Linked DNA regions of Mus musculus: region 2 is linked to region 1. A link is a loop called in an ENCODE intact Hi-C map of the cell type or tissue named here. Cell type or tissue: gastrocnemius. All regions are shown on one strand.

Region 1 (8,000 bases):
GCCAGAAGGCAGTGGTAGAACCTTCTTTGTGATCACTAGTGTACGCTCGGCCACTCACACTGCTTACATTAGATCCAAGGCACAAGGTTTAGCCACTCACCTGAGTGTTCTCACCAGGAATGAGGTCAAATATACTGAGTATCTGGTTATTATTCCTAAAACCATATTCTCCTTGGGCAATAAGCAAAGCTTACTAAGACTTCGGGCTGTACACTATTAGCAAGCCAGAGATAACCTGCATTAAAAAGGGTACCCACTTCTTTCTAGAACTATCTGATCTGGGAAAACTAATCTAAAATTATCCAACTCTAAGACCATTATGGGACTAAAAACAAAACAAAATGGGGGTGGGCAATAAGCTCAAATGTAGGTGGTGTGACTGAATCTGCAGCAGATCCCAAAGCCCTGGCAGCTGAAGGAAGGGTACTTACTTTCAGGAACACATCCAGGTCTATGACTCCCCGCCGCAAAGCTTCTCCAAGGTAAAAGATAGTGTCTTCAATAGCATTTTCCTCTGCATACAGATTTAGAATCTGTTTATACAGTGGGGCTGTGGGAATGATAACTTCATCAATATCATTATTTTCAGATTGATTTTCCATTTTCTCCAGAGCAGAACTTAGTTCTTCATCCTTCTTTTTCAAAAGTTCTATGTTTTTATCAACTTCAGCCTGAAAACAGAACAGTCCATGCATAACTTTATACTGATTTGTACACGATTATTTGCTATGACACATCTACAACTCAACCTCAGACGGTATTTGGAGCATCGGACTAATACTTCCAATAATATATTGGTGGAATGTGGGAAGGAATGACGAAAATTCCCCAAAATGAAAGTAATTGTGAAAGAGATACATGGTACTGCCAACTGGACTGCCAGACACAGTCCAAAATAAAGTCTCTCCCCATGGACAATCATGAAACAAGAAATTCCCATAGGAGAAATTCCTCCCATCTATGGGAAGGATTTGATTTTCAGAGCTACAACGCATTGCAGGTGGTGGCTGCAGGCTCTGCATTACATCGGCACTACATTCTTAAACTGAAATGGTTGGCTATTATGATGCTCATTTTATACACACACAGAGAGAAAGCCTGGAGAGGGAAGGGGCACAGGCTGTATTGATTTGAAGCTCTCAGGCCCTCAGATGTCTCTGGATGACAAAACCAAGAAGCTGCTGAGCCACATTTTTATTAGAGTGTGAGTGTGTGTGTGTGCGTGTGTGTACCCCGATATGGGTGCTGGACACTTAACCACTAAACCATCTCTCCATGTCCCTGAAAGGCACTTCTAATACTGACTTAAATGCTTAGAAATACAATTCTCTCTTAAGTGTATAGTTCAAGGTCCAAGTGTGTTTGCCATTCACAGAACTCTGTAATTCATATTCCCTGTGAAGTGGCAGCAATTCACCCTGGAAGAAGTGCAGTATTCTAGATAGCACTTTCCAGTGGAAGATCAATGAGGCTGCACTTGAGACCTTATGGCTATAGTATTTCCTCTAACTGATGACCTGCCTCAGCTCCTGAGAACTGAGATTATAGGTACATTCCAGCAATCCTGCTTAGAGAGCTCTGTTCACATACCTGAAGACAACTACTGTTCACTGAACTTTTACTTTACAACATCAAGGTTTGCACAGAACCCTTTGCCTTAGCTGTAATTCAACCCACGATGTTTTCAGTGCATTACTACTTTTTGTTTTTGTTTTTTTTTCTTTCGAGATGGGGTTTCTCTGTGTAGCCCTGGCTGTCCTGGAACTCACTCTGTAGACCAGGCTGGCCTCGAACTCAGAAATCCGCCTGCCTCTGCTTCTCGAGTGCGGGGATTAAAGGCGTGTGCCACCACGCCCGGCTTACTTACTACTTCTTGATCTAAGCGGGTGACCATCTCTTCCAGTTTCTGGTGGCCTTTTTTCAGATCTTCCTCTGTTCGTTTCAAGGCATTAAGCTCTGCCTGGGCACCATCCATTTCCTCCTTCATCCGCCATCTCAGTTTGTCACTGACTGCTGAGATGAGAGATGCACGGATAGTGTCCTCACTGATTGTGCCATCTCTGCTGGGACCTGCAGGAGATAATGCACAAACTCTGGACATGAAGGCTCAGGTAGGTGTTCGCCATTCAGAACCCTTGGACTTCCTCACAAACACTTAGCCAATTATAATCTGTATCCTTTTGCTGTAAGCAGCTGATTATAGTTTGAAGAGTTGTGTCAATCCTTCTACAGAACGCTAGAACTGAAGACGCACTTGGAACTGCTAAACTTAATTAAGACCACTGAGCACATACCATAAGCGGACAACCCTAGTTCAATTTCTGGAACCCAAGTAAAAAGCCTGATGCAGCAGCCCTCATCCAACACTCTTGTCTTGAGATAGGAGGCAGCAACTGAACTGCATGGAAGTCTATAGGCCAGCAGTAGAACCAAGAGAGATCCTGATTCAACAAGTGAAAATGAGAACCATCAAACTCTCACCCACCCCTTCTCTCTCTCTCTCACACACACATACACACACAGACACACACACACACGGGGGTGGGGTGGGGGTGGAGACAGGCAGTCAGGCAAACAGAGACAGAGAAATAGAGAGAGACAGAGACTTCACCATTCAAGACGGGTAGGAGACATTTTTTCAGCTGCTATCAAAGAGATGTATTCCACAAGCCCCGTTCATAGACTCATTCTGACTAACTGTTCAGGAGTTGGGAGAAACAGCTCTGTGGTTATAAGTGCCCATAATCAGGAAGCTCACAAAATCCTGTAACTCCAGTTACATGGTATCTGACACCCTCTTCTGGTCACCACGGGCACCTGGGCATCAGCACACGCGTGACATAAACACACACACACACACACACACACACACACACACACACACACACACACAAATAAATAAGTATAATAATAACCATAATGATGATGATGACAATAATAGGGCCTAACTATTCCGTCATCCAGACAAGATAAAGGCCATATTAAAATCTCTGGTTACTTACACTGTACTAATTAATAAAGTAGTTTTTAAAAAGGAAGAGGGGGCCAGGCAGTGGTGGCGCACACCTTTAATCCCAGCACTTGGGAGGCAGAGGCAGGTGGATTTCTGAGTTTGAGGCCAGCCTGGTCCACAGAGTGAGTTCCAGGACAGCCAGGGCTACACAGAGAAACCCTGTCTCAAAAAATCAAAAAAAAAAAAAAGGAAGAGGGAGGGTAGAAAGTAAATGACTGTGCTCACAGAAGGCTTGGAATCGCTAGACCTTCAGTTTTTAGGTGCGTCAGTCTTTCAGTAGCAAAAGCATGGAGTTCTCTGTGGAATCTTAAACTGTCAGATGTTGTGACATTCAGCCTAATAACAATAAATAAAATACAAACAAAAAAGCCTGCCCCCCAAAACAAAACAAGACAAAAAGGAAGAGGGACTGGAGAGATGGTTCAATGGTTAAGAACACTTCCTTCTCTTATAGTGGCTCCATGTTCAGTTCCCAGCATACACATGGCAGCTCAGAGTGCCTGTACCTTCAGTTTCAGGCCATCTGCCCTCTGAGCTCCTATCTGCTCTTGGTGCACACAGACTCACACAAAGCAAAAAAAACACGCATCACCTAAAAGGGGATACTTCCTACAAGAGATCAGAAGACCAGCGAAGATGATGATCTTACTATGTGCCCATTCTGACAAAGATACATAAGGAATAGAGTTTATACTTGTCTTTAAAAGACCCCAGTCTACAATAACCCATATGAAATTCTATTATGTTTATCTGATGCAAAATGCTGTTGTCCCCATGATCAGGTACCCAGATGATAACAGCAGCACTCCCCGTTTCATTTATCCGTGTTGTAGAAGTTATCTGAACAACAAAACTTAAGGGTCTTTTTATGTGAGCTTTCCATACACAAGCGCACCAACACATTTGGTTAAAGTCACCTTATCTGGTCTAATGGATCATGTCACACTGATGTTAAATTCAAATCCCTAAAGAATACACATTTAGTTTTAGAATTTATATAGTTCTTATAAACTAGGTCAAGGGCATTCTCCATAAGGTCCATATAGAAATACAAAAGACCACAAGAAGCCCACAGCATCCTGAGCATAAATACAATGCTGGCATCACACATTTCAAGTCATACTATAAAGCCAGGGGCATGCAGAATAATGGAACAAAGTGGAGAAGCCAGAAATAAGCTCAAGTATTCTACCATGTGATTTTTACTAAAGATGAAAGTCATGAAAACCCAAAACTTCCAATGTAGAAGACCGAAATTAGGTACCTATCTCTTATCTGAAAAAAATCTAATAAACAGAATCAAAGACTTTAAGACTCTAAACTCTGGAATTTCCAACAGCATAACAGCATATTGAGGAAAGACTTAAAGGTCCAGGAGTACCCAGTGACTTTCTGAATCTGATCTCAACAGCTCAGTTAATACCACCTGACAAATGGGACTGCATCAAATTAAAAAAGTTCTGCGCAAGAGAGTAGACAGCCCATAGAACATAAGGAAGTCCCTGTCCACTCTAGTTTACGTAGCATCTATAAAGTCTGTGGGAGGCTAATTCCAACGGAACCGTGGATGTAGCTCTCCTGGTTAATCTAGATTAGGTCAGCTAAGGTGGGAAGACCTAAATGTGAGTGCCACCACTCCATGGGTTAGGGTCCTTGGCTGAATAACGAGCTGCTTGGCTGCAGATGCAATGTGACCATCTGTCCCCATATTCTCACTACCCTGATTTCCCCGGCAAGATGGACACTACCCCCAAACTATGAGGTAACTATACCTTACATTCACTTTGTCAGGCCCCCTGTTCAGTTACTAGGAAAGTAGCTAATATGATAGCGCAGCCGATAAGGGTGCTTGCCTGGCTTACCCCTGGGTGGATCCCTGCTAGCTTTCGAACTAGGCATGGTGGCAGACATCCTAGCCACATTGCACAAGTTTGGTTCCCAGTACCCATATCAGGTGGCTCCTGGGCACCTCTAAGCCCATTTCCAGGAGTTTCCATGTCTGCTTCTGGCCTCCACAGGTACCTACATATACATGGTACATACAAAATAAAATAATACATAAAAAGTAAAACAAAGCCTTAAATAAGGTTATGCAATAAGCCTAGGTTAAGAAAAAAGTGTTATAGAAGGTATTACACACACACACACACACACACACACACGTACACGTCACGTTTTCTCTCACATATGGAAACTAGACTATCAAGAAAGAGGAAGTGAGCCAGACAGTGGTGGCACAGGCCTTTAATTCTGGCACTTGGGAAGCAGAGGCAAGTGGATCTCTCTTGAGTCTGAGGTCAGCCTGGTCTTCAGAGTGAGTTCCAGGAGAGACAGGACTACACAGAAAAACCCTGTCTTTACCCTTCACCTGCCAGAAAGAAAGAAAGAAAGAAAGAAAGAGAGAGAGAGAGAGAAAGAGAGAGAGAGAGAGAGAGAGAGAGAAAGGAAGAAAGGAAAAAAGAAAGGAAGGAAAAAAGCACTTGGGAAGCAGACAGGTGTCTGTGAGTTCGAGGCCAACATGGTACCCCTATATCAAAAATCAAAACAATCTGAAATGGAAAATCCCAGGGTTTTTGAAGTAGTAGAAATGATGGGGCAGGAGAGACAGCTCAGGGGTTTGGAAAACTCACTGCCCTTACATGAAATCTAGGTTCAATTCTCGGGACTGATGTGGCAGTCCACAGCCACCTGTGCCTCCAGCCCAAGGGCCTCTGTTCCCTCATATGAATGAAAATAATCTTAAAAAATCCCAAACATTCTGAATTTTAATCCAAAATTCAGTGAGCTGCTTTCCACTGAAACACGAGAGAAGAACTGCTTTAAGAGTCTAAGCTTTTAGACATCACACTATTTGTTAAGTGACTGAAGAGAAATCCCATATTCTCCATATCTACTATATACTGAGCAAATCTGTTATATCAAGTCCCCACACAATGACAATTACCCAAGCAAGCAGAAGTAGATTTCAGAACTGTGGAGTGAAAAAGGTCAAAAACTTTGTAACTATGGGCTTTTCTACCAGTGCCCCCAATTCTCAAATAATGAATCTGAGAGTAAACTCTTTATGAATAAATGCCTAGGCCATGAACTTGGGCTTGCTTCCTGACTAACTCCTTAATTAACCCCTTTATTCTATTCTGTGAGTGCCACATGGATGGTGACTCCTCAGTTTCATGCATCTGTCCCTGCAGAGATCGTGGTCATCTTCCCATGCCGGACTCTATCTCAGAGTTCCTCTCTCCCTATCAGAACACCCACCTCTTATTTCCTGCCTCAATTAACAGGCCATTGGCTTTTTATTGTAGGTGATGCTTCCACACAGTACACGCAATTCTCTCTACAAAACTTTAATATCTGCTCAAAACATGTCAGATGGTATCCATCACCAAATTTAACCCTTAGAAAATAAGACATAATTTTCCCAGTGTTAGGGAACAGAAAACTCATCAAGTAATTAGGTCAGTCTTGCAATCACCTTAACATACGATAAATGAAATGACCTCACCAAGCTCTCTGACAGTACTTACTGACCTCTAGTTCCTATAAAAGACACCATTTCATATTGAATGATTATTCATAGTGAGTGAATCTATCATTAGCCTATCAGAAAACATGATAAACGGTAGCTTTTCTAATATTTTATTATTCTATGTTTTAAATTTTATGAGTATAGGTGTTTTGTCTGCAGAGGCCAGAAGAGGATGTGAGATTTCCCGGAACTTGAGTTACAGACAGTTGTGAGCCACACATGTGTGCTGAGAATGAATCCTGGGTCCTCTGGAAGAACAACCAGTGCTCTTAACCACTGATTGATTATCTCTGCCCTGACTTTTCTGAGTTTTAACCCTTAACCCCTGGTCCACAAAACTGGCTCTCAACCTTTTCTCAAAAAGTAGAGTATAAATTGAAGACACCCAAGCCGATCTCTAGTCTTCCTTCATACATCTGTATACACATATGAAAGCATACACACAGGAACATACATACATACATACATACATGTTTAAAAAAAAAGACAAATAATACTTTTAGACTGGAACTGACAGTAGGCAGAACCTGCTGGAAACAAAGCCAAGGGTAAGTGAAGACACTAGTCACTGTACAGCAACCATGGAGCCTGAGTTATCACAAACTATCTGCTCAAAAGTAGGTCAAACCACGAGGATTACTTTTTTATATAACAACAACATGAAAGGTCAGTTTCTGACATAGGAGCAAACCTTCCAAACAACTGCATACACAGAATCTTCATGTATGGTACTTGGCAGGGTGCTAATGAGGGCTCTTAGATGGGCTCAGGTTTGACAGTGTGCCAGCTTTATGTAAGCAATAGGCTCTAGCTCAAAAAAACAAAAAACCAAAAACCAAAAACCTTATGTGATCACAGTAAAGCAAAGTGAAGAAAGCTACCAACAACACACCACAGGAGACTCCACTTACTCAAAATCCTCAATTTTCAAAAATAGCCAATAGTTTAGCAGGAGGCTAAGGACTCAATAGACCACTACCTACTAGTGTGTTATTGTCAGGTCCAGTCTTGTGCAGGCAACCACAGAGCAGCTGCTCTGCAGTCATGACTGAAACCATTGGGTCACAGGTGATCTGTTTTTATAAACCATGGTAAGTATTAGCTGATGTGGCTACTCTTCAAATCTCAAGTCAAATCTAACTTTAAATGTATCATTTTCCACAAAAGCTCATTTTGAGGATAAATGGAAAATTTCTAAGCTATAAAATTCTTCAAAACTAATGTTCTGAAGTGAATTACAAGACTTTTATGGGCAAAAGGTAAGCTAATAGGCCCAATAACCGAATAACCTGAGTTCAATCCCTGGACCCAGTGGTAGAAGGAAAGAACAGATTCCCCAAACTTGTCTTCTGAGCACACTAGTGCTGAGAATATACATACACAAACAAATGTAACAAATGTTTAAGTCTTCACAAATGAGATCAGAGGATAATACCACAGTTTTATCTAAGAAATAAG
Region 2 (8,000 bases), 77 kb before region 1:
TTGCTCTTTACTTCATTTCATTAAGTCTCTTCTCCCTATTTATAGAAAGGATACTTACTTAGATGCCTGTCAGCAGTACATAAGAAAACTTTAAAGTTTATACTCTTCCATTTCTACATTTAAGGAAAGGAGGGGTAATGTCTGTAACATAGATGAGGTTTGTGTGGCTAGTGTTACTTTGTAAAAAACTAATAGGATATAGCTTAGTGGTAAATAGCTTAACTGAAGATTCACAGGGGGCTAGGTTCAGTTCCCCAGCACCAAACCATAAAATGAACCTAATCTTATTTTTGTGATAGCTTTATCGGGATTAAAAACACGTTTCAGTATTCTGTATCTTCAGCTTGTTGTAGCAGGATATATATGGCCCAATTAAAAATAGAGAATGTCTACATTACTTCAAAAAGCTCACAGCATCAGATATCGTAGTGTATGCCTATAATGCCTTTAGCAAACAGATAGAAGGATCAAAAGTCTATGTCTCAACCGGGAATGGTGGCACATGCCTTTAATCCCAGCACTAGGGAGGCAGAGGCAGGCGGATTTCTGAGTTCGAGGCCTGCCTGGTCTACAGAGTGAGTTCCAGGACAGTCAGGGCTATACAGAGAAACCCTGTCTCGAAAAACCAAGTAGGGGAAAAAAAGGCTATGTCTCATAAACTACTTATCACTCGTTTTTGTTGTTTTTTTTTTAAAGTCCAAGTATGGTGGCCCATGCCCTTTATTGTAGCACTCAGAAGGCAGAGGCAGGTGGGTCTCTGAATTCAGAACCAGCCTGGTCTACAGAGGGATCCAGGACAGCCAGGACTACACAGAGAGACTTTGTCTCAAAAAACTTTTTAGATGTAATAACTGGTATGACCAAAATGTAGGAACCAGTACTTACTTCATGTTGGTTATTGGTGAAATACTGGCTTAACCATGGTAGACGGGCTTTATTTTTTATGCTCTGAAATTTCAGTTAGTTTCTAACAAAAATACCATATCATTAATTGCAGGCAAAGTTGCAGGAGTCCATTGAATATGAAGACTTGGGAAACAACAATTCTGTGAAAACGATTGCACTGAATCTCAAGAAGTCAGACAGGTTAGTTTGGCTGATGGAAGCGAAACACTTATGCAACAATCATTGCAGAGTGTACTCTGCCAGTCTGAAGTCAGTTTGTTGCCATAAAGTGCTTTAAAAGTTTGCTTTATTAAAGAACTTGATGTAATTGTATGAGACCGTGACTTAAGTAGAAGCAGTAGTTCAAGGATGTCCTCAGTTGTACAGCAAATTTAAGGCTAGCCTGAGCTAATAATAAGACTCATTCAGAACTCAAATTCCAGGGGATCCAGCTCCCTCCTGACACCAGGCACATGTGGTGCAGATAGATATACAGGCAAAACACTAATAAAATAAATCTCTTTTTTTCAACTTTATACATACCTGGAATACATCCTAAATGATTAAGGTCAAGGAAACTTAATTTTTATTACACGGTGTATATTTATGTATCACAGCAAGTGTGAAAGTCAGGGTCAGCTTAGGATCAGTTTCCTCCTTCCACTTGGGACCCAACTCAAGTCATCACATTTGGCAGCAGGTCCTTTACCCACTGAGCTATCTCACAGGCTCAAATTTTGAATTTTCATGCTGTTTCTTTCTTACTGCCATTTATAGAAATTAAATTACAAGAGCTGGAGAGATGGCTCAGTGACAACTCATGTTGCTCTTGCAAAGAACCCTAGTTTGATTTCAAACACCCAAAAGTGACTCAACCACCTGGAATGTCAGTTCCAAGGATCCAACATTTGGGTTCTACAAGCACCTGCACCCACATGCACATACCTGCCCACAACCACATAGTATAGAACTAACAGTGAAAATAGAGCTGGGACTGGAGAGATGGCTCAGTGGTTAAGAGCACTGGTTGCTCCTCCAGAGGACCTGGGTTCAATTCCCAGTGCCCACATGGTGGCTCACAATCATTTGTAATGGGATCCGATGCCCTGTTCTGGTGTGTCTGAGGACAGTGATGGTATACTCATATACATAAAATAAATAGTTCTTTTAAAAAGTAAAACTCAAACGGGAAATTTCTTTTTGCTGTAAGGGAATGTTTTGTTGATACAAAAATATTTGAAAGGCAGATTTTATATATATATATATATAATTGGTTACTTCTGTGCTGATACCTAGGTATTACCATGGTCCTACTCCAATTCAGTCACTGCAGTATGCAACAAGTCAGGACATTATTAACTCTTTTCAAAGTATTAGACAAGAAATGGAAGCTTACACACCCAAGTTAACTCAGGTAAGTGACTTCTACTGTTTTACGGCCAGAGTTCTTGTAGCCACTACCTCAGGTTGTAAGCATAGCCAGTTGAACTGTATGGCTGAATATTTGTTGTGGGGGTTTTTTTTGTTTGTTTATTTGTTTGGTTTTTGTTTTTTTTGGTTTTGGGGGTTTTTTTGTTTTGTTTTGGTTTGGTTTTTTGAGACAGGGTTTCTCTGTGTAGTCCTGGCTGTCCTGGAACTCACTTTGTAGACCAGGCTGGCGAACTTAGAAATCTGCCTGCCTTTGTCTCCCAAGCACTGGTGTTAAAGGCGTGCACCACCACTGCCTGGCTCATTTGTTGCTTTTTATACTGGGTTTTGTGGGGCCATTTTTGGGAAAATGTATAGTGTACTAGGAGCTGTATGTAAGTAGTTGCGTCTATAAAACTCAGACCCATAGATTAGGAAACTGAGAGCCAGAGCAGTTGCAGAACTGCAAGCGTATAGGACAGCTTGGCTCTGTCTACCATGTGGGTCCCAGGGATTGGATTCAGGTTGTCAAGCTTGGCAGCAGCGTCTTTACAAACAGAAGTATCTTACTTACTTACTTACATTACTGTTTAGTAATGTCAGACCATAGTTAACTAAAGCCTCAGAAGTCAGAATCGTAGCAGGCAGAGAGGTTAGGTGGTTCAGAAACTAGCACTTTATGCTGTTCTTGTTTCAAAAGACTCACACTTGGCTCCCAGAACCCACAGTGGGTTTCACAGCCACTTGTAACTCAGCTCCAGGGAACCTGAATTTTTTGCTTGTTTGTTTTTAAGGTTCTGTTATGGGGTCTGCTATATTCCTGGCAGATGGGTTTTCTACACAGACTATTTCTAGCCTCAAGAAATGTCGTTCATTCTGGTTGCTGTGCATAGTGTATTTGCATGGGAGTAGAACAACTGTTGAGGCAGATGCTGAAAGGGAGGTCAGTCAGTTCTTGACTCCTTTCTTGCAGGTTCTCTCAAGCAGTGCTGCTAGTAGCACCATCACAGCCCTGTCACCTGGAGGAGCTCTTATGCAGGGAGGGACACAGCAAGCCGTAAACCGTACGTGGTGGGCCACCTTCTTTCCCTTTTCCTCTTTGCTTCAGTTAGTGCTAAAGAAATGCTAAGGCTGTGCTGGCTTGTCTTTTGAATTGTTACATTTCTTTATTGGGGGTGAGGAAATTGTCAGAGTGCCATGGCACATGTGGAGGTGGTGGCATATGACTCAGGAAGAGTCAGTTCTCTCCTCTCTGTAAGTTCCTGGGTTCAGGTTGCCAGGCTTGGCAGTAAGCGTCTGTATCCATGAGACACCTCCCAGTACTGTATTACTTTTTCCTTAACGGGTTGGGATATTTTGGTGAAAGTTTGACCTCCTTCAAGTTGTGCATACACTGCTCTGCTGAACTTTACATTCAGCACCTGGAGTGGTCATTTTTAGGACTGGGAGTAGCTGTTGCCTTACGGCTCTCTTCTTCTTTTTGCAGAGATGGTGCCAAACGATATTCAGTCTGAATTGAAACACTTGTATGTGGCTGTTGGGGAACTTCTGCGGCATTTTTGGTCTTGCTTTCCTGTTAATACACCATTCCTAGAAGAAAAGGTTAGAACTGATTGTAATTACAACCAGCTGCTGTGGTAGTGGCCGAGAGGTGAACATGCATTACCTTGGGCCAGCTTAGGATGACTGTTAGGCATCCATACATCACGTAAGCCTCCCTGTGTCTTTATGGAGAAGGTATTAGTCATAATTCCCATTTCGTAGATTAGGAAATTGAGACATGGCAATTGTCTAACTCTGAGCATACAGTTTAGCCACTCTACGTCTAGACCATAAACAATTGGAAAACAGACTCAGCTTGCTGTTTATTTGATACATTTTTTATTGATTAAAATCACAAATAAAAATAAAAAATAGGGGGCTGGAGAGATGGCTCAGCGGTTAAGAGCACCGACTGCTCTTCCAAAGGTCCTGAGTTCAAAAATCCCAGCAACCACATGGTGGCTCACAACCATTTGTAGTGGGATCTGATGCCCTCTTCTGGAGTGTCTGAAGACAGCTACAGTGTACTTACATATAATAAATAAATAAATTTTTAAAAATAAATAAATAAAAAATAAAAACCAACAAATAAAGACTGACATCAAACAGCACTAGATTTTTTTTCTTCTTTTTGTAGTCCTAGGGTTAACCCCAGAGATACCACACAAGTCTTTTACCACTAAATTTCGTCCCAAGCTCTAGCATGAAATGTCTGAAGTTTAAAACTCCTGTTGCCTATTAAAGAGCAGTTAACAAAAATATTTATAGCATCAGTAGCAATACTAGCTTCCTTGTATACATTGCTCCTTGAGCAAATATTAAGGAAAAGACGGGGCAGGTGGTGAAGCTGGCGGCAGAGCATGTGTTTAGTATGCTCGAAGTCCAGGACTCACTCAGCAGCAGAAGAGGGAGAACAGAGTAAAAACAGTAGTCAGGGGACCTAACAAGCAGCACTCTAGAGAATACAAGAAACAAGCAGGCTGGAGTCAAAATCAAACAGAGGAGATAAAACCTTGAGTTCAAGATGTAAACATCAGCTGGGAATGGTGACGCAAGCCTTTAACTCCAGAACTCTGAATTTGAAGATAACCTGGTTGACATAGGAAGTTCAAGGCATCCAGGGTTATATGTAGTGAGACCCTATCCTAAATAAATATATATAGCAAACTCATTTCAAATTTTGTTTTAAAGTGCCAGGTAATAGGGCCAAATACCTTTAATCCCACCACTTGGGAGACAGAGTTAGGTGGATCTCAATGAGTTCGAGGCCAGCCTGGTCTCCAGGGCAAGTATCAGGACAGCCAGAGCTACACAGAGAAAACTTGTCTTGAAAAAAACAATTGCCTTAAAGTTGGACCTGAAAAGATGGCTCAGCAGTTGAGAGCAGTTATTCTTGCAGAGCATCTGAGTTTGGTTCCCAGCACTCATATGGTGGCTTGTAATCACTTATAACTCTAGTTCCAACAGAGGACAAAAGGCACACATAGCATACCCGCAGGCAAAACACTTACATGTGTAAAAAAAATACATTTTCACGAAGTAAATAATAAAAACTTACATTAAGGAAATTAAAGTATGTATAAATGTTTAGCTAGAGAAATTGTTCCTATGCTATCATGTAAGATTAAATCAGTAGAAAAAAGTGAGTTTGAGGCCAGCCTGGTTTACAGAGTGTTCCAGGACAGCCAGGGCTACACAGAGAAACCCTGGGGAGGGGGGGGCCGTGGGGGGGACAGAAAAGGCTCAAATACCCAAGAGAACTGGCTGAGAAAGCATGGTTTAGACACAAAAGTCAAACATTGTGTGGCCATTTAAAATGGTGACTGAGACAAGTACTTACTGAGTAAAAGATGTTCACATGAAGAGAAGTTTTAAAACAGTGTGAACCGCCTCTGCGTGTGTTTATGCTCACGTAATTACGACAGGGATTGAGACAATTATCTACTGAATAAAAGATGTTCATGTTAAAGTGGTATGAACGGATTCCTTGCAAAGGTTTATGTTCACATGACTAAATATGTGGGACATAAATTATAAGCATAAAGATGAGTGATAGTAGTGAAATACACACATTTTAACAGAAGTCACCTCTTAGAAGACAGTCTTTCTCTCAGTTCCTGCAGGTTCTTTACAATTTCTCTGTAATTCATTGTTTCTCATCTTTTTTAGGTAGTGAAAATGAAGAGTAATTTGGAACGGTTCCAAGTTACAAAGCTCTGCCCATTCCAAGAAAAGATTCGGAGGCAGTATTTAAGCACAAATGTAAGCCCCAGTTGTCTGCCTCTTTCTGAATGATGAAATTAACTTTGTTCTCATATATGCGAGTACATTGTTCTTTTCTTTGCTCAGGATGCTATTTTTCATTTTAAAACCTTCACTGCATTCAAAAGAGTATATAAAGTATGTGTACTTAAGCTAATCTGTAGCTGGCCTTTGCTGCTTTGTGAGTTCTTATTTTTCCCACCCTTTTATCTCCCCTTTCTCCCCAATTTTACTCCCTATCACTAGATGGGAGAGAGAGAGATAGAGGTCTCTGAATCTAGTGTCTTTTTTTCTTGAGCATGACTACTAACAAACCACAGCCAACCCCTACCCCACCTCTCAGGCCTTCCCAAACATTTATATACCATATGAAAAGTTGCCAGAATTCCAACATCACAGTCTTGGAAACTATATCTGCAGTTGGTGAAACCGTGCCTCCGTTAGAGCATGAGGCAAATCAGTTAGCTAAGGCAGAGCAGCCAGGTTTTGCACTTAAAACAAAAAGATATTCCTATAATATTTCTGGGGTTTTTTTGTTTGTTTGGTTGGTTGGTTGGTTTGGGTGTTGTTGTTGTTGTTGTTGTTTGTTTGTTTTTTTTATTTTTTTAGAAACCAAAATTCCAGAATTCTCACTACACTAGCCCCAGTTACATAATGAGATCTGTTCCAAAAAAAGTACTTGCCAGTTAGTGAAAATATTCTCAGTGCCCTATCAGCTGCACAGCAGTGCCTCCTTCCAGCCTTTATGAGAATCATTCTACTGCTTCTCTTTGTGTTCTATTTTATGTAGTGTGTTAAAGCAGGATGGAGGTGTGTATTTGCTACACTCAGAAGAAACGTGTAGGAGTCAGTTCTCTCTCCAGACCAAGTAGGATGTAGGGTCAAGCTCAGACTGTTAGGCTTGGCTCCAGTGCCAGCTCTTCTGGCCTTCTGGTTTTTCTTTTTTCTTTTTTAAATTTAATCATCCATAAAAGCTGTGATTTAATCTGACAGTAAAACACAAAAAACAATATTAGAGTTGGTTTAGTATATTATATATTCTAGCTTTGAAAGCCATAGAAATCAGTTATCCCAGTTTTTCCCTATTAAAGACCCATTTTTCCAAAGCATCATGCACAATTTTAATTAGAATATAATGACAGATGATATTTTCATAATTTTAAATATAAAATGAAGTCAATGACTCAAAAAAGTTATCTGCTGCAATGAGTTTGAGAGGAGATTTCATAATCTATATCATTACAGATATAAAGTATGATGGTTCAATTTTTTAGTGCTTGACAGGGAGGAGTCATGATAAAAACGTCAATATGAAATCATTTGATTATAGTAGTACATTTAACATTTGAAATGCATCCATGCTCTTCTGTATAATTGTATTAGAGTCAAGTATCTTATTTCACATCTGTTATAACTGCTATTGCAAAGGAGAAATACTATGTCTTCTTTCCAAGAGATATACACAGAGCAACTTTGTCTCCAGGGAACTTGTGCAAACCAATATAAGATCTAAATTCTTCACATAATATATAAAACAGGAGAAGCCTCTTCAGATTTCGTTTTTGAAGTCTGGAATGCTGGCACTTTCCAATTAGGCAACAGTTCTTCATTTCTGTAATCTGGCTCAGAGCTGCTGCTGACTTCAGGTCTAGAGCAGCAAACATGATTTCTTTTTAGGCTTCTTCTTTTCCACTGGTGTTTTTCTATTTATCTGTCTGACCAGGTCATAAAATATCTCATTAACGTTGATCTTTGACTTTGCAGAAGACTCTAAAAAGGCACAGTTACACCACTGTCTTGCTAAATTCTGGCCTTGTTCTTTGCCAACTACCCGCTCATCTTCCAAGTCACATTTATTGCCAACCAAAATCATTGGAACATCTTCTGTGTCTTTAACCCGTAAA

What was found. A loop is a pair of places that touch in the nucleus more often than their neighbours do. Peaks named below come from ENCODE experiments on the same cell type or tissue, not always from the same donor. Only the 100,000 strongest peaks of a DNase experiment are listed, where the experiment ranks them.
Region 2: it touches region 1 in a loop (2.1-fold over the local background); 5 of 42 quality-filtered maps call a loop at or near these places.

What each region holds. Positions count from the first base shown.
Region 1 is chr7:46,890,491-46,898,490 of GRCm38, forward strand. Tsg101 (tumor susceptibility gene 101) reads right to left here. Exons shown (of 10, transcript NM_021884.4): 8 at 1,868-2,070; 9 at 432-671. Among named protein-coding and RNA genes, the nearest start is that of Tsg101, 25 kb to the right of the region's middle. In gastrocnemius, no CTCF peak of the experiment used is centred here; no DNase peak of the experiment used is centred here.
Region 2 is chr7:46,813,119-46,821,118 of GRCm38, forward strand. Gtf2h1 (general transcription factor II H, polypeptide 1) reads left to right here. Exons shown (of 15, transcript NM_008186.4): 10 at 998-1,086; 11 at 2,182-2,299; 12 at 3,266-3,356; 13 at 3,779-3,894; 14 at 6,004-6,096. It also overlaps the pseudogene Gm9392. Among named protein-coding and RNA genes, the nearest start is that of Gtf2h1, 21 kb to the left of the region's middle. In gastrocnemius, CTCF peaks have their summits at 3,284 and 4,325 (motif pointing left); no DNase peak of the experiment used is centred here; H3K27ac peaks cover 989 bases.